2 separate regions of the Homo sapiens genome follow, and region 2 is linked to region 1. The links are chromatin contacts, found by Hi-C or POLR2A ChIA-PET in ENCODE. All regions are on one chromosome and are shown on one strand. Each heading gives the region's core, a stretch centred on a gene start or an enhancer-like site at or near the end of the contact. The rest is flanking DNA. Distances are from core to core; before and after follow the strand shown. Region 1 has its middle 27 kb from the start of TBC1D7-LOC100130357. Region 2 overlaps PHACTR1 (phosphatase and actin regulator 1).

Region 1 (2,852 bases), core at 122-2,621:
AAAGGCTAAATGGTAGATTTCTGAGTGGAGAGTGTGTTTGAAGGGGCCCAGGGAGGGGACTAACACATGGTGAAATGGCAGATGCTGAATCCTTGAAGACTTCAGGTTCAGGGGATTTGCAAATCGCAAACGCAACAAGAAAGGACGAGGGGATCCAAGGTGCACTCGGGGTCTTAAGGATGTTGCTCATTTAACACAATTGTTGGCATTAAAGAATTTCCAGGAAATGTCAACAGTTGGGTAGCTTTGAACAGCCCTAAAAGTGACTCAGCCAGATGGTTCCTGTAAGAATTCCTCCCTCATTCCTCCTTGTCTGCCGTCCTCCTCCTCATACAAGCTGTTTCCAGAGTGCAGATTAAGGCTTGTCAGCCAAAGAGGAACCCTACTTCAGATATCTCAGGCAACATTTACTTATCTTCACAAGCTTCCTTATTTTAAGTGCAGAGCCCTCTGACCTTTCGCTGTTTGTTCCCCTTCATCTAATTTACCCTACGTGAACTACCGCTTTTCCTGCTCCCTTCTCCTTCCCTTGCTGGTCCATTAATGCCAGCTCCTTCCTCTCTTTTTTTCTCTCCATCCTTTCTTCTCTCCTGTTTCCTCAGGGAGATGTCGAGTTTTAGCACTTCACAGCCGGAGTGATACAGAGCTGCTCTTTCCAGGCTAGCTCTGTCTTTTGCTTCATGGCAGAAACTTGAGTGTCAAGTCCGGATCCCTTGGCCTAGAACTCTGAAGAGTCAGCCTCATTTGTTAGTTCCGAGACAGACAGCTTTGGGAAGCTGAGAAAGCGCAGATCCTGGTCTTGCTCCTCTCCCTGGAGTTTCACTAGCTCTCAGGCCTGCTTGGCCTTTGCTTCTGAGGAGTCTGGAGTGATTTGCCATTCCCACAGGCGCCTCAAATAGCCTATGTCTGACTTAAATCTGATCTAGACCCTTTCATCCTTCCTACAAGGGAGTTAATGACATAGGGAATTTCAACACTGAGCCTGAACCTGTGGGGTCTGTGCACATGACCTGCACATCAGGTGCAGCCCCTCAGGCCTTCCTAGGGTCCCTCCTTCCCAGGGCATTGATGGCCAATGATGAGCAGGTCAGAGACAAAGGGGCATACATACACATGTATTCCAGACTGTTGTTCTAGGATTGAGTCCCTTCAATGAGCGAGAAATGAATTAATCTATAATTGCCCAAGAAGGCTTCTAAAAGTGACTTAATCTTTCGCTTTCATTCATGGCTGAAGAGAAGCAGTTAAGGTGATTAGAATCTGTATAAAATCAGGAAAGAAAGGTGTTTCTATAATTAGAATGACATTTTAGAGGAAGTCCAACAACCAGCTTAGGTAGTTTATCTTACAGAGTTGTGGTTGGACCACAGCAATGCTACAAAAGCTGTCACAGCTCAAGTCATCGTTCAGGAATTTACCCAGCAGATGTAGACTCAGAGATAGGATTCAAAAGGGAGCCTCAACTTGAATGCACAAGGCAAAGGATTTTGAATAGCTTCCATTTGCATCAGTTTTTTGTAGCAGTCTTGGCTTAAGTAAATTGTAACACTGCGCTTCTGGCGGTGACTTGGCATAAACTCTGTGAAGTGATGTGCCTTCTTCATCTCTATCATCTAGACTTCTTGGACAACATTCCCTGCAGGGGCCATTACTACTGCCAAATGCATAAGGGCTGGGGTGGAGGAGTGAGGGCGCCAAGCCCAGGGGATATCTAGGCAGAGGGATCTTTCCTGCTTAAGCAAAAGTTAGGTAAATAAGGGTCAATAACATGGTAGCCTATGAATTAGAGTGAGGTGAAGTTATTTTTGTTTTCATTTCTATACAGAGTTGTGCATACATCATGTATCTGTAATTCATTCTTACAGTAATTGTAAGTCATTTCATTTTTTAGATCGAGTCACCCAGGCTTGTCACAACAGGTGCTAAAAATGCACAAGATAAAAGAAGCAAGAAGTGAAACCGGAAAATGGTTCTGTGAATCAGGGAGGTGGGGTGTATAGACAGACATCAGAGGACACCCAGGTTTCTCTTCATTTCACCAGTAAAGAGCAACCTGAATGACTTACCATGCAATTATATCTGTTCTTTTTAAGCAACAGTTCAGAGACTATGAAAGCAGCGCTGATCATATCATGTGGTTTACTAGGAGGCATATAATCGCAGGTTTACAAAGCAAGAAATGGGACTAAATTGAGACAAACCAACATCACAAAGAGAATCCAAAATCCATGAAAGAAGAACTAGCTCCTAGATTTAAAATTTATATAACTGGTTAGGAGATTCGAGTTTTCATTGAGGGTTGGTTCTCAAGTCACATTGCTGAAAGAAACTTAGGGGAATGGATGCCATCGTGATGACACTTCACATTTGGGTGGATGGTGCTTTTAGTTTTGACAAAGCACTCTCCTTTTTGGCCTTATTTAGAACTGCTGTTAGATTTACTGCAGAATCATGTGGTATGAGAATGTCATATGTTCAAGACAATAATCTATGTGGATACAGGGGGTTGCTACAATGTTATCATAATAGATGGACTGAATTCTGGATGTATTTATATCAGGACCTGCTCATGAAGGAGTGAATGAGATTTCAGATTTTGCAGTATTAATTCTTATTTTTAAGTGAAGGGGAAACCATAGACCAGAAGGAACATTCATGAGCATTCTCTAAGACTCAGCAAAAGATAGAAAGGAAAGGCCAGCCCCTCCATAAAACACTCTATGTCATGCAAATTTGAAATTAGGCTGAGCTCAATCTGCGATGGTTGCCCTTAAACACTGCTAAGAAGGAAGTAAGCAAAGACGCTCTTTTAAATGGTCAGTGCTGGGCACAGTGGCTCATGCCTGTAATCC
Region 2 (3,249 bases), core at 710-3,209, 69 kb before region 1:
CGTGATGGCACACACCTGTAATCCCAGCTGCTCGGGAGGCTGAGGCAGGAGAATTGCTTGAACCCAGGAGGTGGAGGTTGCAGTGATCCAAGGTCACACCATTGAATTCCAGCGTGGATGACAACAGTGAAACTCCATCTCAAAAAAAAAAAAAAAAAAAAAAAAAAATATATATATATATATATATATATATAGATACACGTATATATATATATATATACTGGAATAATGATTCTGCCCAATGTGTAGGTAACGATAGAAACTATGGAGTGTGTCAGGGGCCTTCTGCTCAACAGTCCTGCCTTCACTGTCCGTTTCAGGGACCCAGGGTTTTCTTATATGATACAGCAGGAAGTCATTTATGGCCCAGGCTGGCTACATTATCACCAACCCTGGATCCAGGAGGTGCAGGAAACATGTATGCAGGCACATTGCTGCACTTGGCTGGGACGGAAGCAGCAAGAGGCAGATAGACTTCCAGAGACGACCTCGCCTGTGGCGGGTCAACCCACAGACACCATGTGTGGAAGACTGTGCCCTCCTCTGTAAACACAGCATTCACATCTTCTCTGCAAGGGAATTTGTGGGAGCAACCCAGGAACTGGCATTGCCATGCCCCTGACAGACAAACCCAGCTCCCCAGGAGTGTGTCATCTAAATACGAAGAGGAAGGGGCTTTCACTCTTGTCCTCTCCTGTCCACACTCTCTCTGCGGTATGCTTGCAAGGATAAGGATATTAGCAAGTGTGCAAGAAAACCACAGACATCTCTACTTGCACCCTCATAGAGTTCTGAGTAGCTCTTAGGCCGAAAACATATCCAGTTTCTCAATGGCTGTTGGGGACAGAAGACAGGAAGCATGGGGTGACCCCTGCCCCCACCCCCAAAGCTGCTACCCAGGCACTTAAACCTAAGCCAGCCTTCTTTTCCTGGGGAGGGCCATTCTGATCCTACAGGAAGACTTTTCTCTCCTCAAACTCCTGGGGCCTTGATATTCCCATCAAAGCAAGTATCGGCCATAGACAGAGCTATGCAAGAAGGCACACGTTTGCAATTTCCACCCTTGAGGAAGGAGTGAGGTTGTCTCTGGCCCCAGCTGCCTTCTTTACCAGCCCCTCCTCCTCCCCTGCTCTCTCATGGCCTCTCTTTGCTGTCTGATTCCAGGCCCTGTGTCTTCAGTGGCAGTATTATAAGGATGGGGTGATTCGGGATCATCTCAGAACATGTGAGGTTATTCAAAATGTATCTCACATGGTGAAATACATCACTGAAGAGTCAGGGAAGTTGTAAAAGAGCAAAAACAAACTGTTGGTAGGGAGCTGGCCATCACCTGTCCCCCTAATTTGGTTGGAGAATTTGATCCACGCCTTCTGGAAGTCTCCACCTCGAGGCATCACTGTGCCTGTGCTGAGCTTTGTTTATTTATGGAAGATGAGAGGTTGACATTGAATGTGTTCTTGGGCCCCCAGGAGTGTGGGGTAGGTGTACACCACCACTGATGCCTCAATGCCACAGCTCTATGAAAAGAGGAAGAAAAACACACTTTGGGCAATAGCCTGTCATCATTTGCAACTTAGATTTAGGGAAGGAGGGGAATCTTTGTTTTAAAGGACATCTCAGGTGATTTTTCTTCCTCCCAATGAAAGAATCCATCTTAAACTTGTTTGTCTTTGTTGAAGAAGAAAAATATGTTGTTAGGAATGAACTGAAAGGGGAGTTTTTTTCTGTCTCTCTCCCATTGCACATTGATGGGCTTCTGTTGATTCCAGGCTGCCATCCGAAAGGAGCTCAATGAATTCAAAAGCACTGAGATGGAAGTTCATGAATTGAGTAGACACTTAACAAGGTTAGTATTAAGGGTTTTTTTTTTCCTTTTTTTCCCTCAAGTTGCAATATTTATCTCCAAATAAAGCTCTCCCACTTGTGGGACATGAGTGGGTTGGAGGGTGCCATGAGAGGGAAGATAGTAGGAAGGCAGGCATGCGGTTCCACTTTAGGTTACTGAAACGAGGAAGTGGAACACAGATGGCCCGGGCTAAAACCAACTTTCTGCAAAGTCTGAGTTTCACTCATTTAAACTAAAGGTCTGATAAGCACCAGACTACCAACGACCCCAAGGTGGGTTTTTGTGAAAACTTAGGTCAAGGAGAAAAGATTGTTGCCAATTTGCAACCAGTCAGCAGAGGCCAAACCTGAACAAAATACCACATCCACACGGGACTTCCAAAGTGGACCACTTCTGTTATTCCCTGACATTCTCCCTGACAGTCCAGCATCATGATGATATTTGGGAAAACCGAGGCATGGAGTGATTAAGAGGATTATATAAGGTTGCATTGCTAGTTAGCAACAGAGCCATTGATTTAATTCTGACTTTCTTTTGGGGGGAACATTTAGAGAAATAGGATATAGCAAGTATTTAGTCTAGAGACTCAGAGACACAGATTGGGTTCTGCACCTTGCTGCTGGATCCAGGCTGATGGCAGGAGGTGGAGGCCACCAGGGCTGCCCCAGATGAAACTTTCAAAGCCAGGTGTGTGTTCAGTGGTACTCCTGTGGGGATGACGGTGGGAAGCTCGCACCTCCCTCTCACGGTCAAGAACCTCCCTGAAGATGGGAGATTGGACTGTTGAATCCTGCACCTTTGGCAGCCCCTTGGTCTTGATGTAATTGTTTGTTTCCTTAGGTTTCACCGACCTTAACAGTCGAATTCCTCTTGAGTGCTATGCTGTCTTCAAAACATAAATTTATAAGAACCATAAGTGCTGGTATTTATTCACTTCCCCATTACGATGTAAATCTTCTGAACTGCCTTTTTTTTAAAAAGAAGAAAAATCAAGGAAACACAATCAGGATTTTATGTGTGAAAACGCAAAAGTGATGGCTCGGCGGTCCGAGCTGCTGGTCCCACTTCTGACACCAAAATGCATCCCAACCCCCGGCAGTGCCAAGGGCACCAGCAGGGCCCTGACTGAAGACTGTCTGGCAGGTGGAACGGTCCTTGTCCTCTCCAGCCAGGCCCAGCAGGCACTACCTTCATGAAGTCTCCAGCAAACCTCTTCCTCACAAGTGTCTGTCATCTGAGTCCAAAGAAAGCTGAAGGGGTGGGTTTGTTTTGGGGGTACTGTGCAAAGCTAATGATCTGGTTGGACTTCTACACTTGGCCAAATGTACTGGCTCCAGACATGACATTTGGTTTGGGGGCCCTTTGAAGTTGATGCCAAGAAGGAGTGAACACTTCTCAGTTGC

The links. A loop is a pair of places that touch in the nucleus more often than their neighbours do. ChIA-PET counts read pairs that join two places held with the same protein, here RNA polymerase II (POLR2A). Pooled maps may share reads with other maps.
Region 2: a pooled map shows a loop between it and region 1 (2.1-fold over the local background). The contact joins two enhancer-like sites. A Hi-C loop is called at or near these places in 1 of 168 maps with a recorded cell type or tissue (B cell), 3 of 37 single-sample maps with no recorded cell type and 9 of 50 pooled maps. POLR2A ChIA-PET finds 5 or more read pairs at or near these places in 3 of 52 experiments (OCI-LY7, WTC11 and activated B cell).

What each region holds. Positions count from the first base shown.
Region 1 is chr6:13,354,225-13,357,076 of GRCh38, forward strand. No RefSeq gene overlaps it. Among named protein-coding and RNA genes, the nearest start is that of TBC1D7-LOC100130357, 27 kb to the left of the region's middle. RefSeq lists a silencer at 1,392-1,481. Within about 2 kb of position 1,372, at least 12 of the 41 ENCODE cell types and tissues checked have a DNase peak (open chromatin) inside an H3K27ac peak, as active enhancers do; they include B cell and OCI-LY7, where a contact is called at or near this core.
Region 2 is chr6:13,284,377-13,287,625 of GRCh38, forward strand. It overlaps PHACTR1 (phosphatase and actin regulator 1), which reads left to right. Exons shown (of 15, transcript NM_030948.6): 14 at 1,770-1,846; 15 at 2,687-3,249. The coding sequence ends at 2,702. The region is part of intron 8 of TBC1D7-LOC100130357 (TBC1D7-LOC100130357 readthrough); the gene reads right to left. The region is part of intron 3 of LOC100130357 (a long non-coding RNA gene); the gene reads right to left. Among named protein-coding and RNA genes, the nearest start is that of TBC1D7, 43 kb to the right of the region's middle. Within about 2 kb of position 1,960, at least 3 of the 41 ENCODE cell types and tissues checked have a DNase peak (open chromatin) inside an H3K27ac peak, as active enhancers do; they include B cell and OCI-LY7, where a contact is called at or near this core.